Regions from separate parts of the Homo sapiens genome. Here regions 1, 2, 3, 4 and 6 are each linked to region 5. A link is a loop called in an ENCODE intact Hi-C map of the cell type or tissue named here. Cell type or tissue: endothelial cell of umbilical vein. All regions are shown on one strand.

Region 1 (5,000 bases), 690 kb before region 5:
CCAGTACCTGGCCCAGGGATTGGGGGACCCCTCAACTAGAATATACCCTTAAAATTTTACTATACTTTTTTTTTTCCAGTTTTTTTTTCAGGCAACCCTCAGAACCAGAAGGGGTTCATACAGCTGCCTACTGTACTTTGTCTCACATCCATCTTATTCATTGCATTTCAGAGGAAATGCAAACATCAACATGCTTTCCCCTAACTACTTTTGCATGCATATAATTAACTAGAGTTCAATATTTGGTTAGTTTTTAAATTTTTTTAGACAGAGTCTTGCTCTGTTGCCCAGGCTGGAGGGCAGTGATGCTATCTTTGCTCACTGCAGCCTCTACCTCATGGGTTCAGTTGATTCTCATGCCTCAGCCTCCTGAGTAGTTGGGATTACTGGCACATGCCACCATGCCTGGCGAATTTTTGTGATCTTTTAAATTTTAGCTATTTTGGTAGGTGATACCTTGAGGATTCATTTAGCATTACCATTTCCCTGATGACTAATAATGTGGAGTACTTTTTCATGTTTCTTGGCCATTTATATATATTTTAGCAATTATTTGTATAATTTTTTTGCCCATTAAAAAATTTAGTTGTAGGCTGGGTGCTGTGGCTCACGCCTGTAATCTCAGCACTTTGGGAGGCCGAGGTGGGCAGATCACGAGGCCAGGAGATCGAGACCATCCTGGCTAACATGGTGAAACGCAGTCTCTACTAAAAATACAAAAAAATTAGCCAGGCATGGTGACAGGTGCCTGTAGTCCCAGCTACTTGGGAGGCTGAAGCAGGAGAATGGCGTGATCCCAGGAAGCGGAGTTTGCAGTGAGCCAAGATCGCGCCATTGCACTCCAGCCTGGGCGACAGAGCGAGGCTCTGTCTCAAAAAAAACAAAAACAAACAAACAAAAAAACTTAGTTGTAGAAGCCATTGGAGGATTTTTGAATAGAGGTAATATCACTTTTAAAAATAAGAAAGGTATGTGAAGAGCAGATTTGGGTGGAAAGGTAGTGAGTTTGGTTTTAAATGTGTGAACCATAGACTGTTGCTGGTCCATAAACTGGTGATAGCGAATCGTTTGTTATTGGCAGCAAAAAGGTAAAGTGCAGAAAATGAGAGTAAGCCTTTCAAAACCTATAGTATTCGCCAGTGCACACTATCCAAACATATGTATATAGTTTACAGAAGTATCATTTGTGCCAACTTTTAGAAAAATCAAAAAATAATTCGTCTTTTATGACAAACAGTTTGAAAAACACTATCATCAAGACATCCAGTTGGAGAAGGAGTTTTTGATGAGTATGTTTAGACATGCAATCATGTATTATTTTATTTCACACAAATAACATTTCTGTGATTATTAACATTCATTTTAGCATTATACATTCTTTGTAGTCATGAGAATAAGATACAGAATTTTCAAGGAGGAGATTTGAATTGCAGGATGAGGAGTTGAACTTATTCTTTCAGCCATAATAATTTGGACTCGTTGAGAATCTTTTGGTAACATACATTCCAAAAGCTGTCTGTAATATTGATTTTGTGGTTGCAGTGGGATGAATAGCAGGAGAAAAGAAAAGGTTATAAGGCTAGTTAGGAGTGAATTTCAACACTGTCTAAATGTTAGATGTTGAGAGCCTGAACTAAGTTTGTTGTTGTGAGAGGATTACCAAAAACCATGGTAAGTGGTTAGACGTTTAGAAGAGAAGAAAGTTAAAGATGTTTCCAGAGTCTTGACCTGGGGACCAGTGCTGCTTAGTATGAAAGATGGCATCATTTTAGCAGAAATAGAATTTGATTATTAGACTTACACTATGTTAAAAATCATGTAAAGCAAAAATTGTATAGCATATTGTCTTATAAGTAATAAAGGGTTCTCACTTAAAGTTTCAGTGGTAAAAGTCTTCTGATATTTTCGCATACTTTTTGCTATCTGTTTAAATGGCAACTTAGTTTTCTTTTCTTTTCTTTTCTTTTTGAGACATAGTCTTGCTCTGTCACCCAGGCTGGAGTGCAGTGGTGCAATCACGGCTTCGCTTCCTGGGCTCAAGCGATTCCCTCACCTCAGCCTCCCGAGTAGCTGGGACCACAGGTGTGCACCACCATGCCCAACTGATTTTTGTATATATATATTTTTTTGTAGAGATGGGGTTTTGCCATCTTGCCCAGTCTGATCTTGAACTCTTGAGCTCAAGTGATCCTCCTGCCTTGGCCTCCCACAGTGCTGGGATTACAGGCATGAGCCACTGCGCCCAGCGTCTTATCTTCTTTTGAAATGCTTATTTTTTTCTTAAAAAATGGAGAATATATTTATTACATCACCTAAAATATGGCAGTTGTATTGTGTGAAACAGTATACAGTTGGCCCTGGATATCCATGGATTCTGAATACGTGCATTCAGTCAATATGGATAGAAAATATTTGGGAAAAAAGTAAAAAATAATTCAACAATAAAAAATAACACAAATAAAAATGACAGTATAGCTATTTACATAGCACATTGTATTAGGTATTGTAAGTAATTTAGAGATGATTTAAAGTATATAGGAGGATGTGCATAGGTTTTATATGCATAGGTTATGTGCAGATACCATGCCATTTTATAAAAGGGACTTAAGCATTGGAGGTTTTGGTGTCCACAGGGATTCTGGAACCAACCCCATGTGAATACAGAGAGATGACTGTATTTTCTTTTCAAAAGTTAGTATTTGTAGTGTTTTCTTGGAGCTGTGTATATGCGGTACTTCAATGACCTAACACTAGGTGTCGCTACCACATTGAGCTAAGAAAAGTGCGGCTGCTCCTTGAAAGGAAATTTTTGCCCTAAAGCTTTTTGTGTAGTTTTTATACACTAAAAGCTTTAGAGCAAATATGCAAGGGCATTCTTGAGGTAAATGCCAATTAGTCTACTATTTATTAGAGGTTGGGTGCCAATAGACCTTGCCATGTTAAGATTGTTAGCCAGGAAACAGTTTTTATGGGTTTCATTTGGGAGTAATATAAAGTTAGTGATTTGGGTACACTGGCAAGCAGAGAGAGGTTGAATATGGATGAAGTCCAGTGAAAAAAATTGCCTTTGTTGAGAATAGGACCTTATTTTGTTTGGTGCATTCTCTTCTTCCTGGAAAGAGAATAGGTGGATCCTTAGACTGTAGATACAGTGGGAGGACATTGGTTGTTATGGATGAATAAAAGCAGAAATGAAGAGTAATACTGAAGTAATTTCTGGAATTTAACCATATTGGTGGATTAAAATATCTTTTCCTGTAGTATGTTTCTTAAAGTATCACTCCAGAGAACTCTTGCATCTGAAACTTAATTTTTCCCTGTGTGCGAATAGTGGCGTGACTCTTGTTGATTTGACATAGGCAGTAGACATTACTGTGAGTTTGAAATTTATCATTGTAAGTTGGACTCTTTCTTACTTGAGATCTTTTTGATGATTTTCTACTCTAAAACAATATATTATTTGGACCTAAGCTGATTTATAAGTCTGTGGAATGCAATTTTTTTCTGATAAATGTTATTGAATATACATACAGTAAAATGCACAAATCTGAAGTGTACAGACTGAAAATATATATATATATAACCTTCTAACCATCATCCTGGATTAAGATCTAGAATATTTCCAGTACCTCAAAAGAATCCCTTGTGCCACTTCCTTGGCAGTACTACCCTCTTTCCACCTCCAAGTAACCATTATTCTGCTATTCTGACTTCTATCACCATAGATTCTTTTTTTCTATTCTTGAATGTCTAAGAAATATGGTCATAGATTTAAAAGGTATGCTCTTATGTTCTGGCTTGTCTCTTAACATTATGACTGTAAGATTTGTTTTTATGCTATTGTGTGTAACATTAATTTTGCTGTGTTGTATCTATCATATGAATACAATAAATTTTGAAAAATCCATTATATGACTGATAGACATTTTTGTTCCCAGTTTTTGAGTATTATTAATAAAGTTGCTCTGAAAATTCTTATATATGGTAATTTTTCATGGATGTAAACAAAAAATGGTAATTTTTGGTGTACGTAAACACTCATTTGTCTTGGGTGTTGACCTAGGCGTAGATTTATTGTGTCATAGGATAAGTACATGTTTACCTTCAGTAGGTACTGCCAAATAGTTTTCAAAAGTGTTTTTGCCAACTTTGTACTCTCACCAGAATTATGTGGAAGTTCTGTTTGTCCTGCATCCTCAGCAGCACTTGGTATTGTCAGTCTTTTTGATTTTGGCCATTCTGTTGCGGATGTGTTGATATCTTCTGTGAGGTTTTAAAAATGCTTTTTAGGGGGCTGGGTGCGGTGGCTCATGCCTGTAATCCCAGCACTTGGGGAGGCTGAGGTGGGTAGATCACGACGTCAAGAGATCAAGACCATCCTGGCCAACATGGTGAAACCCCGTCTCTATTAAAAATACAAAAAGTAGGCAGGCATGGTGGTGGGCACCTGTAGTCCCAGCTATTTTGGAGGCTGAGGCAGGAGAATCACTTGAACCTGGGAGGTGGAGGTTGCAGTGAGCCGAGATTGCGCCACTGCACTCCAGCCTGGTGACAGAGCGAGACTCTGTCTCAAAAAAAAAAAAAAAAATGCTTTTTAGGCTGGGCACAGTGGCTCATGCCTGTAATCCTGGCACTTTGGGAGGAGGTGGGAGGATCCTTTGAGATTAGAAGTTTGAGACCACCCTGGGCAACATAGACCCTGTCTTGACCAAAAATGTGGCATGTGCCTGTGGTTCCAGCAACTCAGGAGGTTGAGGGGAGAGGATCACTTGAGTCTAGGAGATCAAGGCTGTGGTGAGCTATGATCACGTTACTGCCCTCCAGCCTGGGCGACACAGGACACAGCAAGACCCTATTTCAAAAAATGCTTTTTATTTTGCAATAAATTTCAAACTTCCAGAAAATTTTATAATGTATATAAGGTATTCCTGTTACTCATTGTGGAGATTCACCAATTACGGATTTTGCCTTATTTGCTTTGTCATTCTTTCAGTCTCTGT
Region 2 (5,000 bases), 170 kb after region 5:
TTGCCCCTGGGGAATGCCTGGCTTTTATTGTCTCTTGTTTGGGGAATATTTGACAAGCAAGATTGCACCCATCTTAGATGCTAACGAAATGGCCTTTGAGTGCAGGGATAGTTAATGTTACGTATGTGTTCAGAGTTACCTAAGGAAGAGCAACTCCCTCCCCTAGTCTCAAACCAGCTACAGTGCTGAGGTCGTATGGATGCAAGATGAAATCATAGTCTGTTAACGCCTCCCATTACTTAAGAAGCAAAATAGCCCATTGCTCTAAGATTGATCTGGCTTTCTACCTCTCTACTCTGATCTGTAGCAATTATTGTTTATTTTGGCCTGTAATCACATCCAATCTTGAATTCTTCCCTAATTGTTCCAGAAGTACCTCTCTTGCCTCTGGAACAGGACTAACTTATTTAAGGATATCTTAAACTTGCCACAGTCCCTCCAGCCCAGTGTACCCTCATTAAAATGACTTGAAATTTCTCTCTTTGTCTTAGAAATCTCAGTGACAACACACACATTTTAAAAAGTGTTGTAAGAATCAATTCATTAATATTTGTGCAGCACTTCAGAAATTTAAAGCCCCAAGCATTGTAGTTGGATAGCAACTTAGTAAGATAATTAGCCAACCACTTCTAACTTGAAACTGTGTAAGTATGGACATGTTTTACCTCTGAGTATTTTATTCTTTCTTCCTTTTATTGGCTTAAGCATAATACTACACATTCTGATGACTCAATTTGAGTGAAAGAAAAAGAGGCGTTTTTAGTTTGAATAAGAATTACCTTACCATTTAGCAGCATTATTTTCTTTCGGTATACAGAATGTTTTTCATTTTCATCCACAATTTTTAATGCCCTGAGCAGAAAGACTATTAAAGGTAAACACCTGAACTTATCCTCTAGTTTAGGAAGGCATTTGATCACGAGTTTTGTTTTGCATTTGAACCAGGACACTCTTTAACCTGACAACCCCTCCTAGAGTGGAAAGAGACTACTATTGATTTTTCTTATACACAGTTAAACTTTCCATTATGTGTCCTATTAATAATTATATTTGCTTTTGTGGTGTGTACTGGCTCCTGACCTCTGAGCTCAGACCATTATAATCTTCTCTAAATACATAACCTTTGAGATCCATTCCCCAAAGACCTGCTGGGAGAGATTTCCTGCCATTTTTCTAACATTCCAGGACCCAAGCATACAGTGAAAATATAAATTTGTTTTAAAGCAAAAATTAGAATAAAATAATAATTAGAAGCCAGCTAAAATTCATAAAATGTTTAAATGCATTTACTAATCATTTTTTTTCTGGCAAGATGTGGTGTTAAAGCCATAAATAACTCTTAGCCTAAACTGTTTTGAAGACAAGAAAGCAACAAATAAGTGAAATAATAACTTCAAATCAATAATAGAAAACAATAGAAAAAATCATTTGAAATAAAGGATTATTTTTTAAATAAAAAGTTATTAAATTTCATTTACTTTGCTGAGTACTATCATTAATATTACTCTTAGGGGAGAGTTCATTTCATTTTTGCATCCTCAATGCTTAACAAAATGCCTACAACAATGAAGGCACTCAATAAATATTTAACAAATGAGTGAGAGAATAAATGAATGAATGGCTAAATGGCCAACATTTGCTTACCACTGATGTTCAGTTTACAGATGTATTTGAAACAAATATCTGGAAGGCAAACAAATAATCAGAAACCAAACATCTTTAACCTGGATTCCTTGAAACTAACCTTAGAATTCATTTGAGAATAAGGATTTGAGAGCAGGCTCAGTTGAAGAAGTTATTGTGCAAGAGAGAAAAAGGCAGAATCTCAGGTATTTGGATGTCTCTAAGTAGATCCTTAGAGAGGTTAAAGTTGGTGGACTTTATTGCCAATAATACTTAACTTTTTGTTCTGAATAATTTCTAATATTATTTCACAAACTTCATTCAGGTCTATATTTATGCAAATAATATTTACAGGTAAAGGATCATATTATTTTTCTGAAGTGTATTTAATTTTTAAAATAATAGCCACAGGGGAAGCTGATCTTGCTGAGAGAGAACACATTTGGACTTCTTATTGGGATCAGGGTCAAGAATATGCCCAGAAGTGTGTTCATTGAGGGCAATACAGAAAATATTGGCATATGTTATCCATTTGGGAACAACTATACGTATCTGCATTGACATCGAGCAATTTGTTAGACCCAGAGGCAAGATTCTAAATGATGTACTACAAACAAGGCAAAAATAAGAAAACGGTTTAAAAAGCACATCATTAGATTCAGAATACATATACTACACCCAGCTAGTTCAAACAGAAAACACACCACCTTGTGGAATGAAAGATAAATGCTTTACTATGTTCTGCCACTTATGAATGATGTCATCACTGTGATTACATGAAGAAGAAACTTCTTAGCTCCAGATGGTCACCATTCCCTGTCTCTGGTAGCCCTGGTATTCATAAGTAAGTATAATTTTTGTTGAATTCAATTGTATAAAAACACACTGCCTTTTTTCACTGATATGAGTGGATGAGCACACTGTTTTATTACTCTCTCAGCCTTCATTAATGGTTTTTCTATAGAATTTATTGTTTTAGTATAGTAATCACTAGCTTTGCCTAGATAATAAGAATAGGCTTTTAAACTTTTTTTAGAGAGAGACAGGCTCTTGCTCTGTTGCCCAGGCTGGAGTGCAGTGACATGTTCACAGCTCATTGCAACCTTGAACTCCTGGGCTCAAGCGATCCTCCTGCCTAAGCCTCCCAAACAGCTGGGAGTACAGGCACGTGCTACCAGTCCCCATCTCCAACAATGGGGAATACATTTCAACATGAGATTTGGAAGGGACAAACATCCAAACCATATCACCCAGATAATTTTTTTATTTTTATTTTTTGTAACAATGGGGTCTCGCTGTGTTGCCCAGGCTGCTCTTGAACTCCTGGCCTCAAGTGATCCTCATGCCTCGGCCTCCCAAAGTGCTGGGATTATAGGCTTGAGCCACTGTGCATGGCCCAGAATAGACTTTTAGAAACCTCTTTTCTATTAGTTTCCAAGAGGGGTCAGAGATTTTTTTTTTTATGTTTATTAAACTTTATGGCATTCAAACAAAGACACTGTTTTTACTTCCTACATGTGTGATGTTAGGTACCAACTAATTAATGTGGAAAGAAAAGAGTCGTAATTCCTGTCTGTTAATGTTCATATACTAAATACATAACTCAAGCCTAACTATTCCCAAGATACTATAGAGTTTAGAAACCATGTGGTTCAACACCTTCATTTTTAAAATTAGGAAATTGAGGCCTAGAAAGGTTAAGCAAATCATCTAAAATTACACTATCAGTAAATGGTTAAGCCCAGATCCCAGGCCTTCTACATAGCCTAGTGCATTTTCTACCGTATGACACAATATTGCTTAGAAGTTGAGTGAATTTTACATGAACTTGCCAAACAGTAAAATTCATTATGTTTAGCAACTATGCTACTTACTCAAAAGCTACCAATCCCTCATTATTTTTATATTTCACATCTTAAAAATGATGCTGAAGTTTCACTCTGATGAAAATAAAGCTATTTTATCCACTTCCTAAATGTGATATTTAAAAAACATGCATTTTACTTTGAGATTTGCTTTGTTGTATACATATTTTTAAAACTAAGATAATGGAAACACTTCTGATTTTTCCATTAGCTATAAAAGCAATGTATTTGCTTCAAGATGAGAAAACAATGTATGTATTTAATCTGTTGCACATAAGAATTCTGCCAGACACTTGACTGGTCCACATTACATGAGTTTGATGACAGCTATCTTGCAATTTCTAATTGAGGGAGCTTTAAGTAATGTGCTAAAGCCATGTTCAGCGTGTGTAGCAATGAAGAAGCCCAGATACTAGAGAGAAATTGTTCACTGGAGCTGTTAATAGAACCCAAATTCCAGTTTGTAAGGCTGCCAGCTGCAACCCACTTGTGATAAACCATATGAAAAGGAACAGATGAACAGATGAATCTGATACAAATGATTTATATGAGAACGCAGAAATCTGCTATTGAAAGTTCACACTAGCTGATTTAAAACAAAAACAACAAATACATCTGTCTATCCTTTTTGCACTATTACATTAAAATAAGAACAGGCAACCTAAGCAAAAACTTGTCAGTATCCTAAAAATATGTAACGTTGAGCACATTTATTAATAACTTCCTTCTTTTGAAAGTTTTTTAAATGGAATTAGAATACCATTTGTATCGTTTCCTTTATTTAAAAATGGGTGCAAAATTCAGAAAAAGCATTTATTGTAATAATTCATAGATGGCAAACAAAATGTTCTATATTCCTAGATGAGTCTTATAAGAAAATATTAGGCCAGGTGTGGCGGCTCACGCCTTTAATCCCAGCACTTTGGGAGGCCGAGGCAGGCAGATCACCTGAGGTCTGGAGTTCAAGACCAGCCTGACCAATATGGAGAAACCCCATCTCTACTAATAATACAAAATTAGCTGGGCATTGTGGTGCATGCCTGTAATCCCAGCTACTTGGGAGGCTGAGGCAGGAGAATTGCTTGAACCCAGGAGGAAGAAGTTGCGGTGAGCCAAGATCACGCCATTGCACTCCAGCTTGGGCAACAAGAGTGAAACTCCATTTCAAAAAAAAAAAAAGAAAGAAAAAAGAAAATATTAATTCAAGCACACTAGGTTTCTCTTTTTTTTAAAGTACATATTTGTCAGCGAGGAAAAGAAATGATCATATCAAGTTACTAAAGTTGACTTGGACTAATCTATGTTTTCATTTAACTCATACTTTTTTTTTTTAAGCTGTGGACAATTTAAAGCAAGAATTTTCAATCTATGGATTTTGACCCATTTATTGGGTTCTGACTAGAATTTTAAAAATTGAAATAGATATAACGGCAAAGGTACATTTGACACAGTGAAGATAGCAACTTTGGGTCTTAAGATCAAATGTATTTCTTAATGTGAATCATGGTTAAA
Region 3 (5,000 bases), 220 kb after region 5:
TAATATTTATTTCCTTCTACTAATTTTGTGTTTGGTTTGTTCTTGCTTTTCTTGTTTCTTGAGGTGCATCATTAGGCTGTTTATTTGAAAGCTTTCCACTCTTTTGATGCAGGTGCTTGTTGCTGTAAACTTTCCTGTTAGTATTGCATTTGCTGTATCCTGTAGATTTTGATATGTTGCATTTCCATTTGCATTTGTTTCAAGAAATTTTGAAATTTCCTTCTTAATTTGTTCATTGACTCACTGGTCATTCAGAAGCATGTTATTTAATTTCCATATGTTTGTATATTTTCCACAGTTCCTCTTGTTACTAAGTTCTAGTTTTATTCCACTGGGGTCAGAAAAAATACTTGATATGATTTTGATTCTTTTGAATTTGTTAAGACTTGTTTTGTAGCCTCATAGATGGCCTATTCTAGAGAATATTCCATGTGCTGATGAGAAGAATGTGTATTCTGTAACAGTTAGATGAAATGTTCTGTAAATGTCAGTTAGGTCCATTTAGTCTAGAATGTAGTGTAACTCCAGTGTTTCTTTACTGATTTTCTGTATGGATGATTTGTTCATTCCTGAGAGTGAGGTGTTGAAGTCCCCTACTATTATTGTATTATAGTCTTATCTCTCCCTTTAGATCTATTAATGCTTGTTTTATATATTTGGGGGCTCCTGTGTTGGGTACATATATATTTACTGAATCTTCTTGCTGAATTGATCCTTTTATCACTATATATACCCTGTTTATTTTACTGTCTTTGACTTGAAATCTATTTTAACTAATATAAGTATAGCTACTTCTGCTTAGCTACTTCTGCTCTTTTATGGTTTCCATAGAATATCTTTTTTTCAACTCTTTCAACTCTAACAATATTACAGTATCCCAAATTTGTCTATATACTGACTTTTACCAGTGAATTTTATACTTTCAAATGTTTTCTTTTTGCATATTAGGATCACTTTCTGTTATATTGAAAACTCCTCTTAGCACTTCTTGTAAGATAGGTCTAGTGGTGATAAATTCTCTCAGCTTTTGCTTATCTAGGAAAGACTTTCTTCTTTATGTTTGAAGGAAAACTTTGCTGGGTACGGTGCTCTCAGTTGACAGTTTTTTTTTCTTCAGGACGTTGAATATGTCATCCACTCCCTCCTGACTTGTATGGTTTCCGCTGAGAAATCTGTTGCTAGATGAATCAGAGCTCCTTTACGTGTTATTTGCTTCTTTTCTCTTGCTGCTCTTAGGATCTTCTCTTTGTCCTTGATGTTTGAGAGTTTGAATGTTATATGCCTTGGGGCAGTCTTATTTGGATTGAATCTGTTTGGTGATCACTGAACTTCTTGTACCTGGATATTTGTGTCCTTCTCTAGGTTTGGAAAGTTTTCTGTTATTATTATTACTTTGAATATGCTTTCTACACCTTGCTCCTTCTCAACTCCCTCTCGAACACCAACTCCTAGACTTGCTCTTTTGAGGTTATTTTGTATATCCTGTAGGTATTCATCATTCTTTTTCACTCTTTTTTCTTTTTTCTCCTCTGACTGTGTATTTTCAAATAGTCCATCTTTAAGCTTCCTGATTCTTTTTTTTGGCTCAATTCATTCTGCTGTTGAGAGCCTCTATTGTATTTTTTCAGCTCAGCAAATGTATTTATCAGTTCCAGGATTTCCATTTGATTGTTTTTATTAGTTCTATCTCCGCTATATTTTTCTGATAAATTTGTGAATTGCTTTTTCATGTTACCCTGGAGTTTTCTGAGTTTCCTTGAAACTGCTATTTTTAATGCTTGATCTGAGAGCTCACACTTTGCCATTATGGTAGGGTTGATCACTGCCTCCTTGCTTTGTTGACTTGGGGAGGTCATAGTTTCGTTTGCTGTTGTTTCTTGTGGATGTACATCTATGGCTTCATAGGATTAGTTCCTATGCTTCAAGGATTAGTTACTTGTACCTATCTTCACTTCATCTCTTGTTTTGGCCTTTCTAGGTTATGTTTCCTAAGAGGTCTTTTACAATTGTTTGTTGAATCCCTTTACTCCTAGATTGCTGCCTCATTTTCAGCACTAGATGGCGCCTTAAGCCCAGGGTTGTCTTGACTCTCACAAACGTTCATTATTCTAATTTCATTCTTCCACATGTCAGTATACAACTTTTCTAGCATCAGTTATTGAAGGGACTGTCTTTTCCTCATTTTGTATTACTGGCATCTTTACCAAAAGTCTGTTAACCATAAATGCATTGATTTTTTTTTTTTTTTTTGCTCTCTATTCTGTTCCATTAGTAGATGTGTTTTTAATGCCATTTCATAATGTTTGAATTATTACAGCTTTGTAATATAGTTTGAAATCAGGGGGTGTGATGTCTTCAGTTTGTTCTCCTTTCTCAAAATTGCTTTGGCCATTATGGGTCTTCTGTGGTTGCAAAGTTTAGTATTGTTTTTTTCTGGTCCTGTGAAAAAAGTCATTGAATTTTTAATAGGGATTGCATTGAATCTGTAGATTCTTTGGCTAGTATGAACGTTTTAACAATATTAATTCTTCCAATCCATGAACATAAGATTTCTTTTCATTTATTTGTGACTTCTTCAATTTCTTTCATCAATGTTTAATAGTTTTCAGTGTACAGATATTTCATTTCCTTGATTACATTTATTACTTATTTAATTAACCATTTACATAATTTAAAAATTTGTCTGCTCCTTTCACTGGACTATGATCTCTAGTGTCTGGCTTTGTTCTCCCTTGTATTTCCAGGACCCAGTACAGTCCTTGCTATAGAGTGTATACTTAATAACTATTTGTTGAATTAATTAATTTAAAAATTAGCAAGTTTCACAAGTGGAAATGAAAACCCAACATACCAAAACCTATGGGATACAACCAAAGTTGTAATAAGAGCAAAGTTTATAGCAGTAAGCTCCTATATCAAAAAAGTATAAAAACTTCAAATAAACAACCTAACAATGCATCTTAAAGAACCAGAAAAGCAAGAGCAAACAAGCCAAAATTAGTAGAAGAAATAAAATAATAAAAATCAGAGTATAAATAAATAAAATCTAAATAAAAAAATACAAAAGATCAATGAAACAAAAATTTGTTTTCTCTAAAAAGATAAGCAAAATAGAAAGACCTTTAGCCTAAGAAAAAAAGAGAGAAGATCCAAATAAATAAATCGAGAGATGAAAAAGGAAACATTACAACTGATACTGGAGAAATTCAAAGGATCATTAGAGACTACTATAAGCAACTATATGCCAATAAATTGGAAAACTCAGAAGAAATGGATAAATTCCTAGACACATACAACCTAAGATTCAACCATAAAGAAATCCAAAACCTGAACTGACCCATAACAAGTAAGAGATCAGGCCAGGCACAGTGGGTCACACCTGTATTCCCAGCACTTTGAGAGGCCATGGCGGGTGGATCACTTGATGTCAGGAGTTTGAGACCAGCCTGGCCAACATGGTGAAACCCCACCTCTACTAAAAATACAAAAATCAGCCTGGTGTGGTAGCACATGCCTGTAGTCCCAGCTACTTGGGAGGCTGAGGCACAAGAATTGCTTGAACCCAGGAGGTGGAGTTTGCAGTGAGCTGAGATCACGCCACTGCACTCCAGCCTGGGTGACAGAGTGAGACTGTGTCTCAAAAACAAACACACAAACAAAACAAACAAACAAAAAAAAAAAACAGAAAAACAAGTAATGAGATCAAAGCTGTATTAAAAAGTCTCCCAGCAAAGAAAAGCTGACCCAATGGCTTCACTGCTGAATTTTACCAAACATTTATAGAAGAACGAATCCTACTCAAACTATTCCAAAAATAGAGGAACTTATTCTATGAGGCCAGTATTACTCTGATACCAAAACCAGACAAAGACTAATAAAAAAAAGAGAACTATAGGCCAATATCCCTGATGAACATTGATGCAAAAATCCTCAACACAATACCCGCGAACCAAATTCAAAAACAGACTAAAAAGATCATTAGCCATGATCAAGTGGGATTCATTCAAAAGATGCACAGATAGTTCAACAGATGCAAATCAATCAGTGTGATACATCATATTAACAGAATGAAGGACAAAAATCATATGGTCATTTCAATTGATGCTGAAAAAGCACTTGACAAAATTCAACATCCCTTCATAATAGAAACCCTCAAAAAACTGGGTATAGAAGGAAGATACTTCAACACAATAAAAGCCATATATGGCAGACCTACAACTAGTATCATACTGAATGGGGAGAAACTGAAAGCCTTTCCTCTAAGATCTCAAACAAGACAAGGATACCCACGTTTACCACTGTTGTTCAGCATAGTACTGGAAATCCTAGCCAGAGAAATCAGACAAGAGAAAGAAAAAAAGGGCATCCAAATTGGAAAGAAAGAAAGAAAATAATCCCTCTTTGCAGATGATATGATCTTATATTTGGAAAAGCCTAAAGACTCCACAAAAAAGCTATTAGAACTAATAAATGTAGTATAGTTGCAGGATACAAAATCAACATAAAAATCTGTGGCATTTGTATATGCCAACCATAAACAATCTAAAAAAGAAATCAGGAAAGTAATACCATTTATAATAGCTACAAATGAAATAAAATACCTAGGAATAAACTTAACCAAAGATGTGAAAAATCTCTACAATGAAAACTATAAAACATTGATGAAAGAAATTGAGGAGGGCACATAAAAAATGGAAAGATACTCCAGGTTCATGGATTGGAAGAATCAATATTGTTAAAATGTCTGTATTACCCAAAGCAATCTACAGATACAGTGCAATCTTTATCAAAATACCAATGACATTCTTCACAGAAATAGAAAAAACAATCCTAAAATGTATTTGGAACCACAAAATATCCAGGATAGCCCAAGGTATCCTGAGCAAAATGAACAAACTGGAGGAATCACATTACCGGACTTCAAATTATACTACAGAACCATAGTAATTGAAACAGCGTGGTACTGACATAAAAATGGACACATAAACCAATGGAGCAGA
Region 4 (5,000 bases), 160 kb after region 5:
ATAGGAGAAGGTTTCATAGAGGATGTGACATTTAAACTAGGCCTTGAAAGATTAATTGAATTTTGTCAGATCCTGTCAGATTAAGAAGGATAGGAAGTACATTTTAGGGAAACAGAACATACCATATTCAGGCAACAGTAAGTAGTCCAGTGTCACTACAGTCATGGTAAAAGGTAGTGGGATGAACAGGCGCTGTGGCTCAGCCTATAATCCCAGTACTTTGGGAGGCCTAGGCGGGTGGATTGCTTGAGCTCAGGAGTTCCAGATCAGCCTGGCCAACATGGTGAAACCCTGTCTCTACTAAAATTACAAAAATTAGCCGGGCCTGGTGGCACACACCTGTAATCCCAGCTACTCGGGAAGCTGAGGCAGGAGAATCGCTTGAACCTGGGAGGCAGAGGTTGCAATGAGCCAAGATCACACCACTGCACTCCAGCCTGGGTGACAGAGCAAGACTTGGTCTCAAAAAATAAAAAAAATAAAAATAAAAAGGAGAGAAACAGACAGATGAGCGCAGGGTTAAGAGAACAGCCATGAACACAGTACTATGCTAAGAAGTTTGAGCTTTATTATGAAGGCAACTGGAAGGCAGTAAAGATTTTTGTTTGGAAAATGATGTGATTAGTTCTATTTTAGGAAAAAACTGAACTGGTAGTGGTGAGACTGAGGACAGAGGGAGTTGAAAGGTTAATTCTTTTTTTCTTTTTTTGAGACAGGGTCTCTCTCTGTCACCCAGGCTGGAGTGCAGTGGTGTGATCACAGATCACTGCAGCCTCAACTTCCCAGGCTCCAGCAATCCTCCCACTGCAATCCTCCCACCTCAGCCTCCCAAGTAGCTGGGATCACAGGCACGCACCACCACGCCTGGCTCATTTTTGTGTTTTTTGTAGAGACGGCGTTTCTACAATGTTGGCCAGGCTGGTCTCGAACTCCTGGGTTCAAGCGATCTGCCTGCCTGGGCCTTCCAAAGTGCTGGGATTATAGACATGAGCCACGCATCCAGCTGGGAGGTTGATTTTTAATCAATATGTGAGATGATGAGGACTTGGCAATGGGAATAGTTTTGTGATTTATAAAAGTAAACCACCGGAGTTAGAGTTTGAGGCACTTTCTGATGGGTAAAGTGCATAAGAAAGTCACAGTACACAGATTTTGAGATGCTCCTCTTGGGGGTCCTATAAGGAAAGAAACCATTAAAAGAGCGCGGGCTTTAGAGTCACCAGGGTCTCAACCCTGACCCTGCCGTTTCTTAGTTGCTTAACTATGAGCAAGTTCCTTAGCATTGTAAAGACATATCATAGAACAGGTACATTGCAACTTCTGCCTCCTAACTTCTTGCAATTCTCCTCCCTCATCCTCCCAAGTAGCTGGCATTACAGGTGTGCGCCACCATCCCCCAGCTAATTTTTGTATTTTTAGTAGAGATGGGTTTTCACCATGTTGGCCAGGCTGATCTCGAACTCCGGACCTCAAGTGATCCACCTGTTTCAGCCTTGCAAAGTGCTGGGATTTCAGGTGTAAGCTACTGCACCCGGCCAAGGTACATTAATATTAACATCACAGGGTTAATGGGAATCAGTGACTGAGATGATATGAATAGTATTCAATAAATGTTAGTTTTTGTATTTTTTCCCCTCCCAGATTCTTCACTATACTTTTGGTGGTTGAGGGTGCCGTATAATTGACCTTGAGATTTAGCATTATTATAACAGTTTTTAGGTTAATTAAGGGGTTGATGAGAATGGTGACTCTGATGCTTCCCTTTGAACTTGACACAATTCTTTTCTAAATTGTGCACTTTAGTGTGGCAGCTGGTTGACACTTAAGGTGCATGCCATGCTGTTTTTGGTTTCTGCTGCCCCTCTGTTTGGAATGCCCTTCCTCCATCCCTTCCAATAGGCCAGGTTAGCTCACCAGGCTCAACTGAAGCCTCATCTCCTTCAGGATGCTTCTTTTCTCCTCTACCCCAGGTAAGGTCTGCCTTCTCTGGGTCCCCGTGTTGTTGTATAATACAATGCACTAAATGCAGTGACAGAGTGCCCCATATTTCAATGACCTGTGTGTGTGCTGGGTTCCCCTTGTGGATGACAAAGGATCAAGAACTGTGTATTATAGATGATCTTGGTGTTTCCTCCATTCCTATCCTGGGCCTGGTACATACAAAACACTCGATAAGTATCTGTTGAATAAAGAAACAAACAAATTTTAAAAATCACCCACCACCCATTTCAAGTGCTTACAAGTCACATCCACTTTCGGTCTTGAAGCTCTCCTGCCCTACTTACTAGCCTGTCTTTCTCCTCAGAGAAGAAGCTGGCATGGCTCTGAAGGAACTGATCTTATGAAAACTCTTGCGTTTCAGCCTGGCTCTACCATCATGAGCTGTGAGATCTTGGGCAAGTCACTGATTCTCTTTGCCCTTGCTTCCTCAGATGCAAAGTGAGAATAATTATGGATGTGTAGCAAGAGTTAAATGAAATAGGACATAAAAGAGTCTTACATAGTATCTGTCACATAATGAGCTTTCATCATTTATTGATACGTATCATTTTCATTATAAATTTAAGTTAGAATATAGCTGGAAATGAAAACATTCTCCTGAAAAATTTGGATCCGTCATGCAATTAACTCAGATTATTTCAATCATCCAGGGAACTCTGTTAAATTGCTTTTATTTCTACTGTTATCCCTAGAACCAGAATGAACTTCTTAATAAAAATAAAACAAAGTAAAACACCCCAGCCTCAAAGTCCTTGCCAGTCATAAATAACTTGAAAGTTATTTAAATGAAGATATATTGCCTCTATAATGGGGTGCTGTCTATAAATCAGGAAGAAAAACAAACAAATAAAAAGCCTATTAATGTGAAATGCTGACAAATCTGTGTTTTCAAGGGCCCTACAATTGAGCTTTAATAAAATACACATTCATCGTGTCTGTCTCCCAAGCCCCACAAATAAGTCTGATCACAGCGACTTTAGAAATGGATGCCTGCAGAGTCGAGGCAAGTTTTCACTCCCAAAAATGAAAACTTCTGGCTGTTTTTTAAAGTGAGTGAACTGTAGTCCTCCGGGCACCAAAGAGCTTTTATGGCTCTTTCTCACACATCAGCCCTGGGAGGCTTTGGAAAGGATGCATTAGTGTGATGCTGCCATCTGCAGCCAGGACTTTCCATATGTTTTGATAATCTGAACAAATACTGATCCTAGGCCCGGCCAGCCAGCACACGTTTTAAATGGTCTTTCAAGTTGCTTTCCTGAGTAGGGACGTACTCGTTAGTGCCAAAAGAATTTTTGGCAGACATTTCTCCCGGTTACCAAAGGAACCCATTTTAGTTTCAGTTCAAGAGAAATTTCATACAGAAGATGCTTCCACTTGATATGAGTTTTCCTGAAGTTCCATGGCACACATTTCTAGATGGTATTACTACAGGAACTTTTTCAAAAGAATGATGTTCATGTACTTGGATGATGCTACGAACTCACTTCAGAGGGCAGTTGGGTGAAGCTGTGGCACAGTCATTCATAGGCAGGTAATTCAGCCCCCGGGGTGCTGGCTTCAAATGTCACTCACAGGATTGCCCTCTGACCACTTTGCCTTGGGTTTTGCCCTTTCCCTCTGTTCTGACAGAGGCAGAAGAAAATAAGATAACAGCAGAGGGCATCAGTCTTTTTTCTAGAAAATTTTTTTTTTCTGGTTGAACAATTAGCATCCAACCAATACATAAACTGCATTTATAAAACACGCAACCCTTCCAGAAATAACCAACCAATTTCACAAAAATGAAACACATGTCTACCATTTCCATCTTTAACTTGTTTCCAAGTTTGTTTTCTTTCAGCGAAGCATTTGATCTCTTCTGTCCCACACTTTTTAAAAAATTTTTCTTGTCTCATTATGAGTCATCTTATGTTCCGCAAGCTAAGTTTGCTCCTCCTATATCTCAATTCTCATCAAAGAACAAAATAATAAAAATCAATGTTCATAATCTCCTTAAAATATCATCATCTGAATTATCTTATTTATACCTTCATAGCATCTCAGTGTATTTTACATTGAGTTTGACTAGTTTCCCAAATGTGAATAAAAATACCACAGGAAATGTATAGGTTATATTAAAAATATTAGTGTGTTGATATCCTTCCCAGCAACAGAACATACACAATTACTTGATGTTATACAACTACTTTCGGTCATCGTAAGCCATATAACTAAACCACTCTTTTCTCTCATTTGGCAGATGAGAAAAATAAGTTATGTAAGGGTTAAGTGACTTATTCAAAGTCATCTCAAGTAATCTGTGCAGACACTTAGAGATTCTTATTGTTCAGATCTGTACTGAGGTCCTTGCAAGAACATTAGTCTCCTCTTTTTACCTCTCTAGTGAGAGGTTTACTTCAAATTTTTATCTGTAAAATGGGTATCAATTTCTCAAATGGAATAGTAGGAGAATAATTTGTGACAACCCATTTAGCTCCTAAGAGATGGACTAGAGAAGAAAAATGAGATGTCAAATTGGAAAGCTTATTTAGTGTTATGGAGAAAATCTAAATTAAAAATGGTAGCTTTATGTTTTTATAGCTTTGGTAGTACATATTACTAGAAAGTCATTCAGTACAGAAGCAAGTTTTTCAGCTTGTTTATAAAATAGTTAAGAAAAAATTGGTAGCAATTTTATTGCAAAGCAAAAGGTTAAGCAGAAAAATCTAGTTAGCTCATAATCAATCCTTTGAAATACTCGGGATAAAATAGAAATATCTTAATAATTATTACTTATTGCTTTGAATCATACCTATGCTTTCTCAAGATATAAGCAGGTTTTTTTCCTTGCCTTGAAGAGAAAAGACAATTATTATCCTTCTGTCATCTTCAGGTATTTTTCTCTGGGCATGATATTTTTAATTATCCATTAGAATTATGTCTATAGAGGGAAGCATAAATTTCAAATAACTCTAAATACTTAAAATACATTCAGAAACATATAAACTTTTGCAAGCATC
Region 5 (5,000 bases):
CAGCTGCCTCCCACCCCGCGCCGGTGAGCTCCCCCTCCTTGCCCAGCTAGCAGGTGTCTCCAGCCCCCACTTCTAGCAGTGGGAGCTGGGCGGGCACTCCTTTAGCCCTGGGTCTGGTCGGTCACCGAGCACGCCACCTCCTTCCCAGTTCTCTCCTCTTTAAGCCTTGGGGACCCTGAACGCCCTGCCCCAACAGGCTGCCCACCTTGGGCACTGCACAGGGTGGGGCTTGGGGAGGGTGCTGGCTTCCAAAACACCAGGGACGTTGAGATGGAGGAACGGTGATGGTGAAGGTGGAATGGACAGTTGGGCCCCCAGACTCCCAGGACGCCTTTGTGGGCCGATACATTTGCAAGGAGCGAGAGAGAGAGAACCAGGCCCGCCTCTTCAGGATGGTGCTGCCCCCAGGCCACGCCGAATGCGGCTGGAGCAGGGAGGGGACTCAGCCAGTGCACGAGTGGGAGGTTGCAGTAGAACGTATCCCAACCCCAGAGGGTGGGTTCTGGCTTCCCTGCCTCAGACCTGCGGGCAGGTCCGGGAACCCGACAGGGACAGAGAAGCCCGTTTTCCAGCCTAAATAGAAGCTCGTGGGCAGCGCGTTTGCTGGAGGTCGCTTTGGGCTGAAACGCCTCTCATACTCCTAGAGGAGCGGCGCGTTTGCGTCCCGCGGCTTCTCACTTTCAGCAGGACATTAGGAGGGAGACGAGAGTCGGCTGCGCGCCCGCGGCGGCCTACGTACAGGGCTGCGGACACCAGGGGGCAGCACCGACTTAGGGTCGCGGGAGGGGTGCGGGTGCGGGCATGGGCGCGGGGGAGGCGGGTGCCTGCGAAGGCCGGGCGGGGCGGCCTAGTCGCGGCCGTTTTTAGGCCGCGTCGTTGCTGCAGCAACCCGGGTGGGGTGGGGTGGGACTCCAGGGCCTCGAGATCCCCCACACCACTTTCGCCGCCACCTCCCGCCGCACATGTCCCCTCCGAGTCGCCCACCCGGCGCTCCGCGGGGCCCCAGCTGGTAGCCTGAGTGCGACTGCGGGAACCCGCGGCCGGCGGCTGGGCCTTGTCCCAGACAAAGGCTAGGCCACTCCCATGTCCAATTAAGCCACCCTCCTCCCCGGCCTCCCAGCCCTCATTGTCCCCGGGGTCGCCAATTAGCCTAGGCGCCCGGCGTACCCGCCGCTCCGGTGCCGCAAGGCCTCCTTAACCCTTCAGGGCCTGGCCCGGGGTCCTTGGACGGCAGAGCCGCCGGCACACGCGTGGCAGGAGGGCCAGTGCTGGGACGATGGCGATACCTGCTGGCGGCCTAGCCTGTCGCCTCGGGCTCTCGCGTGTGGGGCGTGTGAGGTCTAAGAGGGAATTGTGCGTGTCGGTGTGGGGTGGCGCGTGCGATTCCCGGAGGAACTCGGAGATGGAGGGTGTGAGTGCAGGGGCTCCGAGAGACCCCTAGCGGCTAAGCCGCCCGGATCCCAAGGCCCAGGGGACCTCATTTCCTCTCGGGTTAATCGGAATCTTCCGAGCCCTCAAGCCCTTCCTCCTCCACTCCCCCGCCGCTGCTGTGGAGAACCGGAGCCACCGGTATGGCCTGGCCCTGCCCTCCCGAAGGCCGCAGCTCCCGGGCCCGCCTCCCCAGCTGACCGCGAACTCCTGCGTGGGGTGCTCCTGGGGCGGGAGGGGCGCGCTCAGCCTCGCTCTCCCCGGGACTCTCACGCTCAAGCGCCCCGGCTTGAGGCCGGGACCCCCTATTTCCCGGTTATGGGACGGCCCCTTGAGGGACAGCCTCTACGAGCCCTGGATTTATACCCCGAGCCTGCCTTCCTCCGCTCTGGGAAGGACCCAAAATCCAGTCCCGCTTCCTCCCCCTCCTTCGCTGTCCTTGGCCCCGAGGTGCGGAGCACCGGCGGTCAGGCGGGATCCCGCAGGAGGCCGAGCGCTCCCTGCTCGCAGGACAGGGCGGCAGCGGAGGGAGCCCCCGCCCTCTTGGGAGGAAGCCCGAGCTCCGGGTCTCCTGGGCACCCTCCCGGGAGCGCCTTCGGGGTGGAGGCTGGTTGCCGGGCGCTGAACGTGTCCGAGCACGCCCGGGGCGGTTTTGCACTTGGACTTCCTTTTGGGCTCTCCGGAGGCGCATATCTGTTCCTCCTATTGGATGGGGCCGGGGACCCCAAACCCACTCCGGAAGCACCGATTTCCAGCGCTGACGGCCGCGCCTGGTTTCCCAGCGAGTCCTCTTGGCAGCTCCCGCAGCTCCCCGCCGGGAGCACGAGTGGGAGCGAACCCAGAGCCCGCCCAGGCCTCGGGCCTCGGCAACTCCTCACAGGTCCACGAGATGGCGCTGCAGGCCAGGGCCCGGGCCGCGGCCTCACAGCCCGCCTCGGGCGAGAGCGGGAGATAGACTGCGGACCCCGGCAAGCGGGGCACGGAGGCACAGCCACCGACACAGGCAGAGCCGGGTCCGGAGCCCGGCACAGGCCGCCGAGGGACCGAGGGACTCCGGGGCTGCGGACACACTGAGCGGAGGGCTTGAGGCTCGGGGTGGGGCCTTCTCCCCTGCTGCCAGAACCGCCCGGCAGCGCCAGCTCGGCGACCTTCCAGGCTGCTGCAGACCCCAGCTTGTCCTCTTCTGCGCGCCCGCGGGGCTGGGCCCTCGCGTTCTCTCTGCGGGAAGTGAGCCGCCGGCCTCCGGCCTCCTGGGCCCCTCCGAAGGGGGCTGTGGCTGGCATCCGCAGCGCGCGGGGCGCACGGCCCTAGGAGCGCGGGGCCCACTCGACGGTGAGGACTTACGGGCGGGATAGGGGAAGGATCGGCGGGGATCCAGCGCTCCTCCAGCGGAGAGGGCCCCCTCGGCTCCGACCCGCCCTCCTCACCACCCTCATCCGGCTCTTCAGGGCGGGGTCTTCAGGGTCGAGGGCAGGATGTGCCCTGTGGAGCTGCTCACCTAAGTTCCTGCCTCCATAGGGGAGGCTTTGGGCTGCGTTATTCCAGCGGGAGGTGGTGGGGACTGGGGAGGGCCCAGGGGTCAGCCTGAGAATCTCGCCCTTGGATTAAAAGCCACCAATGCTCTGGGTCAAGTCTCAATGGGAGGCTGGGGATGTAAGACCCGTTGGCTGGGGAATGCCAGAGTTGGAGGGGGTGGGGCTTAGAAGCCTGTTTCCAGCTGACCTTTTATGTCCCCAGATGAGCTCTGGCACCCTCAGAGATTAACCCTACACACGTTTCCTAAGGGCACACGGCTAGAAAGCAGCCCAGTTAACACCAGTCGAGGGTCATTTCCACTGCAATACAGTCACCGGCTGGGTGATGGGACCCAGGCCAGATGTCGTCCCTGCACTAGGCTCTCAGCTCTTTTCTCTTTCAAAGTACAGTGTAGCAGAGAATAGGACCAAATCTTTGGTGATTTAATAATTATCTACATGCTCATCTATGGCTGAAGCAGCTGCTTGGTAGGAAAACTGGACAGGAGATAGATAGGTACAAGGTCGAACTCTGCCTCTAGAGCTGTGAGTGCTCTTTGAAAATGTGACTTTATTCTCTGGGCTGCAGAAGCCTCATCTGCAAAATAAGTAGTTTGGACTAAAATCCAGTTGATCTGCGAATGGCCAGTTGACCTGGGTCCAGTTTCCCCCCCGTCCCGCCCCCAGCCTCAACTGCTTCAGAGAAGAGCCATGTTCCCATTTAATGCTTGAGGAACCTGAGCCAGAGGGATAGGTGGAGTCACAGACCTTGAGGACCTTGGCCAAGATTCTTGGGGTGGGGGACTGGGTTGGTGGCCTGGATGAATTCCCAATTAGGAAATTACATTCTAAGTCCCGGCTGCCTCCATTCCCTGTGGGGTGCGATTGTCAGTCACAGCTTGGCCTTCTACCTCGAGCAAGCTGCTTTTGGAGAGATGCAGACTAGTGGGTTGCGGGCGGGGGGGCGGGGGTGACTTTGGTGCCCAGCACTACAATTTGTTGACTGTGTGTGACTTCTCTCCAAAGAGAGACCCCAAAGAGAGAAAGCGATACCAATGAAGGCCATTCAGGCACCCATGTTTAAGGGGGTCCCCCAGGCTAATTTCTTACTTGCGAGGAAGCCTTCATGGCAGTCAATGCGCTTTCACATGTGGCCTCTCCCCGACCCTCACTGGCCGGGTGGAGACTATGAGTCCTCGTTTCACAGACATGACATTGGGGTTCAGAGAAATGAAGTGAGGTGCCCAAGGCCATCCAGTAAATAAAGGACGGAGCTCTTTCACAATCCCTTGGGCCTGGCCCTTGGAAACTTTCGCTGATGAAGTGATGATGGGTGAGAGTCAGGCTTGCAGCAGGAAAAGGGCAAACGGGGCAGGGGAGGGAGTGCCCGGATGTCCTGGCCAGGAGGTGTGTCCGTGGGAGAAGCAGCCTGGCTCAGAGCCCAAGTCCAGCAGGCCCGGGGGAGGGTGGCCTCATGGCTCCAGTCAGCCCAGCTGGGCCTGCAAGGACCCCTGGTCGGGCAGGGGCTTCTCAGTGTAAAACCCTAACAGGGGCGTTGAGAGGATTACCCGAGAGGGGGCTGCATCCTGTGCTTAGCTCAGGGCATGGCTCATGTTTGCTCTCAATATTATTTATTTCTCTCCCAAAGAGAACAAGCAGGATGTCCTCTGGCTCCATGGTGCCTGCTCCTCAGCCCGACAGGAGCAGCTGTGGAACAGCCACTGTGTGCTTAATAAACATGCAGACATTTGATTGAATTCTCAGCACGGGGTGGCTGGTATGATTATCTCCATTTTACAGAGGACAAAATGGCCCAAGGTCATACAGCGTCAAAGAAGCAGGTCACAGGGCCACACCAGGCTCTGGCCGACCCCAGGCCTGTGTCCTTTCCTGGAGCCTGGCGTTCCTGCTCCACACGCCTGGGCTTCAAAGTCCCCCTGGCATTTGGCTCAGCCCTGTGGCAGGCTGTCCTGGGACTGGTTTACATTTAGCCCTGGACTGGCTGGTCAGTTCCTTCATCCAGCTCCCACTTTGGGTCTTATTTATTTCCTTCTTGGG
Region 6 (5,000 bases), 420 kb after region 5:
ACTGGCTTATTTTACTTCACATAATGTCTTCAAGTTTCATCTATGTTGTAGTACATGTCAGAATTTCCTTCCTTTTAAAGGCTCAATAATATTCCATTGTATGTATACACCACATTTTGTTTATTCGTTTATTTATCAATGGACATTTTGGTTGTTTCCACCTTTTGGCTATTGTGAATAACACTCCTATGAACACTGGTGTACAAGTATCTGAGTACCTGCTTTCAATTCTTTTGGATATTTGCCTAGAAATGTTATTTCTGGACCATATGGTAATTCTGTTTTTAACTTTCAGAGGAATCAGGAACAAGGTTTTTCAGTTAAACATACAGAAAGGAAGAAAATTAGAATGGGCCCTCTGGTACTGGAATGGAACTGGATGTATTGGTATAAACACTCATAATTTTCAGTGTACAGACAGACAGATACAGAAAAAATATAGACATAAATGTATATGTCTATGAGTCTGGGTTTGTGTACACAATACATTGTGTATATTCTCTAGCTGTCTGCTGAAAGGGCCTGGAGCAGCAACTCCAACAGCAATGAGCAAAACTAACTCCCAGAACACAGCGTTCAAATGTTATTTTTCACTAAATGGAACCAGGGTTCCTTGGAGAAATGTCTGAATCCGAGACTAGGGCAGGGAAAATATAAGGTGAGCCTGGAACACTATCTTTTGCCAAAAAATAAGGAAGCGTTCCAAGAATGATTGATATATGTCAGAAAGACACAAGCAACTTAACTGGTTTCCCACTTGAGTACCAAAACAAATCATATAATAATTATAACTCACCGAATAAAATGGAAAATCACAAGTCCATAAAGATATAAATAAAATGAGTAAACTGAATTTTTGTAAGGACATGTTATTTATATAATTTCAGAGTTCTTCCCCATAAAGTCCTCTTTTATAAAGGCAAAAAGATAACTGTAAAGTTATATTTTTTACCTAGCAGATATCATATTAATCAAGTTATCAATCATTAATGAGAAAAAATGAAACTGCGTGCCACCTTATAAGATGCAATGAGCAGAAGGCATCACTTCTGTGACATTCCTGCCAAAGATAAATAACCTCAGTCTAATGAGAAAACCCAAATTAAGAGACATTCTAGATAAGCTGTAATATTCTGAAGTGTCAAAATCATGACAGTCAAGGAAAGACTGAAGAAGTGTTCCAGACTGAAGAAGTTACTAAAGTGATAACTAAATGCAATGCATGGTTCTGACTGGATTCTTTTGCTTTTATAAAAGCGTTATTAAGACAACTGCTAAAATTTAAACCGGTTCTGAGTATTAGATGGCAACAATGAATCAATTTTAACTTCCTGATTCTTATGGTTATATTGTGATTATGTATAAGAATGTCTTTGCTTATAAGACATAGACACTAAAGTATTTCAGGGTGAGGGAACATCAGGGCAACAACATACTCTTAAATGGCTCAATAAAAAAAGATATTTGGATTGTACTTCCAATTTCTCTATAATTTTGTGACAGCCAAACTTTTAAAAAGCTAAAATAACCGAAAGATAAATTTACTGGGCAGACAGTTGGTCAATTAACGAAGTAGTTTTCAAAGGTAAAGTTATCTTTCCACACCCAGTATCCATGAATGAAAACGTTCTACATGACAATTGCAGATACTATCACCACTGAATAGCTACACTCATGTCGGATGGGTTGCTATACATATTTATTTCATTAATGTATCTACACATCAAGAAAACTTAGAGGAGTGGCTGAATTTTGTCAACTTTCTCTGAAATATTCACCAAGTTCACTCAATATGATAAAGAAGATTTGAAACTTTTGAGAATTAAACATTTCCACCATAGAGAATACTATGTTTTCTCCAAGCTCTCAAAAAATTATAATTACTGGGCCAGGCACAGTGGTTCACTCCTGTAATCCCAGCACTTTGGGAGGCCAAGGCAAGCGGATCATTTGAGGTTGGGAGTTCGAAACATGCCTGGCCAACAAGGCGAAACCCTGTCTCTACTAAAAATAAAAGAAATTAGCCAGGCATGGTGGCAGGCACCTGTAATCCCAGCTACTCGAGCGGCTGAGGCAGGAGAATTGCTTGAACCCAGGAGGTGGAGGTTGCAGTGAGCCAAAACTGCACCACTGCACTCCAGCCTGGGTGACAAAGCAAGACTCCACCTCAAAAAAAAAAAAAAAAGCCATAATTATTGGAGCTGAAGGACATACTCAAGCAATTAGTCATCCATTCTATCATCCTACCCCTAGGCAAATTTGCAGACAAGGCAAGAGATTCACACTAACTCCACTAACCTCTGGCCTAACTTAACCAAGATTACAATAGTATAGAACGGGCTGGCAAACTTTTTCTCTAAAAGGCCAGAGATTTTCCTGCTGGCTGAACATGAAAAGAAAGAAAAGAAAAATACATAAATAGACAGAGTATATATTTTAGGTTTTGTGAGCCATATGGTCTCTGTCACAACTACTCAACTTTACTGTTATAACGCAAAAGTTCCACAGACAATATGTATAAACAAATGTAAAATGCGTTCAAAAAAACTTTATTTATAAAAGCAGGCAGCAGGCTGTATTCTGCCCATGGGTCATAGTTTGCCAACCACTGGCATAGGAAAAAAGATTACGACAAAAAAGTATCCATCAAAATAGACCTGCTAAATTTTACTATGACCGTGATATATTAGGTGAAAAATAAAAGCTATATACTATAATCCTAATTTTGTGTGTGGGGAGGGAGTATATATGTAATATATGTGTAATATATGTCATATATACTACATAACAAATATATGTAATATATACTACAGTATCAACCCCTTTACAGGGGTTGAGCTCTGTACAACACCTGATTGCAGGAGTGAGCCACCACGCTCGGCCCAATAATTACGATTTTTTTGAGAGCCTGGAGAAAACATAGTAGTGTTCTCTATGGTGGAAATGTTTACATATATACTCAGTTGATACTGGGTATATATGTAATATATACTACGTAACAAAAATGGCAACAAATTCTACTTATCTTTGTATATAAGCTCCCTTTCAAGGTTACTTTGTAGCTCTTCCTACCAAGATGTGAGCTTTACCCCTTGAGTCTGGATTTGGTCATGTGATTTGCTTTTGGTGACTGGAACATTAGCAAACCTGACACAAACAGACTCAAAAGGCATTTGTACACTGGGGCTTGTTCTCTTGCTGCTCTTGGAACCCTGAGGCCACCATATACATAAACCAGAATTAGCCTGCTAGATGATGAGAGAGACCCACCTCATGGTCCCAGCTGACTACCAATCAACTCCCTGAAGCAGGGCTGCCTTGCTGACTTACAGCTGACCTGCAGTTGACCACAGACACATGAGTAGGCCACCTGAGATCAGCAGAAGAAATGCCCAGCTGAGCCCACCCTAAATTGCTGACCCCCACAACAGTAAGCTAAATAAATGGTTGGTTTGTTACAGCAACAGATAACATTGCATGTGTGTGTGCACGCACATGTGCGCACTTAAGAATAGACAGCAGGCAGAATATCAGGGGTTGATATTGAGGAGACAGTTTAATTAAGGATTAATGTTAATAATTTAAGTACACATTTTGGTGGTTCCCAAATTTTCTCTTAGATGATGCTTTTATATTCAGAAAAAAGTTATTTAGAAATATAAAATTTAATTCAATATAAAAGAGTATTTTTCATTATTTCCACTAAATATTGAAAGTCTAAAAATATGGACATCTTGACCTGATGTATTTAAATGAACTGATAGATTTTACTTTCTAACAGAGAGTTTGGAGATAAATAGTTACAGGTACATAGGAAACTAAGCAAAGGACAAGACAACTACTAGCACCAAAAAAAATAAATACTGGTTTGGGGAAAGAACTGTAATAAGTTTAAATATTTATAGAATTATAACAATACAAATACCAAATGCTGGCAGGCTGAAGGGTAGAAGTAATGAGAAAGGAGAAAAGAATAGGAGGAAGACAACAGAAAGTATCTAAAACCGAAAACTCAAGAGAAAAGCAAAATATGCATGCTACTTCAAAAACTATCAGAATACAAAGGATAAATAATTGAAAATTATTTACTTCAGATAGTGGGAATTGGTGAATAATAGAATTAGGGCAGGGGTCTACTGCTTTTCTGTTTGAAGCCAAGTGGAATTCTTTGACATATTTTTTCACACATACTGTTAAAAAAAAAAAATTAAAGAGAAAAAAAAGTCCAGGAACCAATCCAAGTACATATAACAATTTAGTACATGATAACAGCAAAACTTCAAAACTGGAAAAATGATTAAGTGACACTGGGACAACTGATCAACTATTTGGGAAAATATGCAATTAGAGCCTGACCTCATACATGCATGAAAATAAATCCCATAAACAAGAGAGTTAAATGCACAAACAAAACTGTAAAAGAACTATTAAAAATATCCTTATAAATTTATAGAAACGGATCTAGAAAGATCCTCATGAAAGTGTTCATGGTGTTTCCTTCTGGAAAGCAGAAAGGGAGATGGGGTTAACATAAGGGAGAACATTTTAATTTTTATTCTGTATTGGTTTTTATAATGTTAAAGGTTTTTCAAAAAATGTTATTACTCTTTTTTTTTTTTTTTTTTTTTTGAGACAGGTTTTGCTCTGTCACCCAAGCTGGAATGCAGTGGCATGATCACAGCTCACTTTAACCTCTACCTCCCGGGCTCAAGCAATCCTCCTGCCTCAGCCTCCTGGTAGCTGGGACCACAGGCATGAGCCACCACACCAAGCTAATTTTGTTTGTTTGTTTTTTGTAGAGACAGGGTCTTGCTATGTTGCCCAGGCTGATCTCAAACTCCTGGGCTCAAGTGATCCACCTACCTCAGCCTCCCCAAGTGCTGGGATTACAGGCATAAGCCATCATGCCTGGCCAAAAACTATTTTTAAATCTGCATTAAGTCACCTGTATTTAACAATACTGTCATACCCTCTTAGGTATAAGGATCTGAGTAAAAATT

Evidence for each region. Peaks named below come from ENCODE experiments on the same cell type or tissue, not always from the same donor. Only the 100,000 strongest peaks of a DNase experiment are listed, where the experiment ranks them.
Region 1: it touches region 5 in a loop (12-fold over the local background); 42 of 110 quality-filtered maps call a loop at or near these places.
Region 2: a loop joins it to region 5, with 14 times the contacts of the local background. A loop is called at or near these places in 17 of 110 quality-filtered maps.
Region 3: a loop joins it to region 5, with 8 times the contacts of the local background. A loop is called at or near these places in 9 of 110 quality-filtered maps.
Region 4: it touches region 5 in a loop (8-fold over the local background); 17 of 110 quality-filtered maps call a loop at or near these places.
Region 6: a loop joins it to region 5, with 15 times the contacts of the local background. A loop is called at or near these places in 77 of 110 quality-filtered maps.

The regions. Positions count from the first base shown.
Region 1 is chr17:60,718,189-60,723,188 of GRCh38, forward strand. The region is part of intron 5 of BCAS3 (BCAS3 microtubule associated cell migration factor); the gene reads left to right. Among named protein-coding and RNA genes, the nearest start is that of BCAS3, 43 kb to the left of the region's middle. In endothelial cell of umbilical vein, a CTCF peak has its summit at 2,739 (motif pointing right); a DNase peak (open chromatin) is centred at 2,753.
Region 2 is chr17:61,581,103-61,586,102 of GRCh38, forward strand. No RefSeq gene overlaps it. Among named protein-coding and RNA genes, the nearest start is that of NACA2, 7.6 kb to the right of the region's middle. In endothelial cell of umbilical vein, a CTCF peak has its summit at 2,363; no DNase peak of the experiment used is centred here; H3K27me3 peaks cover 393 bases.
Region 3 is chr17:61,634,065-61,639,064 of GRCh38, forward strand. No RefSeq gene overlaps it. Among named protein-coding and RNA genes, the nearest start is that of NACA2, 45 kb to the left of the region's middle. RefSeq lists an enhancer at 1,884-2,178. In endothelial cell of umbilical vein, a CTCF peak has its summit at 2,062 (motif pointing right); a DNase peak (open chromatin) is centred at 2,077.
Region 4 is chr17:61,571,896-61,576,895 of GRCh38, forward strand. No RefSeq gene overlaps it. Among named protein-coding and RNA genes, the nearest start is that of NACA2, 17 kb to the right of the region's middle. In endothelial cell of umbilical vein, no CTCF peak of the experiment used is centred here; no DNase peak of the experiment used is centred here; H3K27me3 peaks cover 178 bases.
Region 5 is chr17:61,410,230-61,415,229 of GRCh38, forward strand. LINC02875 (long intergenic non-protein coding RNA 2875) reads left to right here and starts at 1,522. Exons shown (of 1, transcript NR_160788.1): 1 at 1,522-3,051. RefSeq lists an enhancer at 237-819 and silencers at 699-868, 2,389-2,448, 2,469-2,528. In endothelial cell of umbilical vein, CTCF peaks have their summits at 672 and 2,309 (motif pointing right); DNase peaks (open chromatin) are centred at 742 and 2,302; H3K4me3 peaks cover 2,020 bases; H3K27me3 peaks cover 1,561 bases.
Region 6 is chr17:61,831,502-61,836,501 of GRCh38, forward strand. The region is part of intron 6 of BRIP1 (BRCA1 interacting DNA helicase 1); the gene reads right to left. Among named protein-coding and RNA genes, the nearest start is that of BRIP1, 30 kb to the right of the region's middle. In endothelial cell of umbilical vein, no CTCF peak of the experiment used is centred here; no DNase peak of the experiment used is centred here.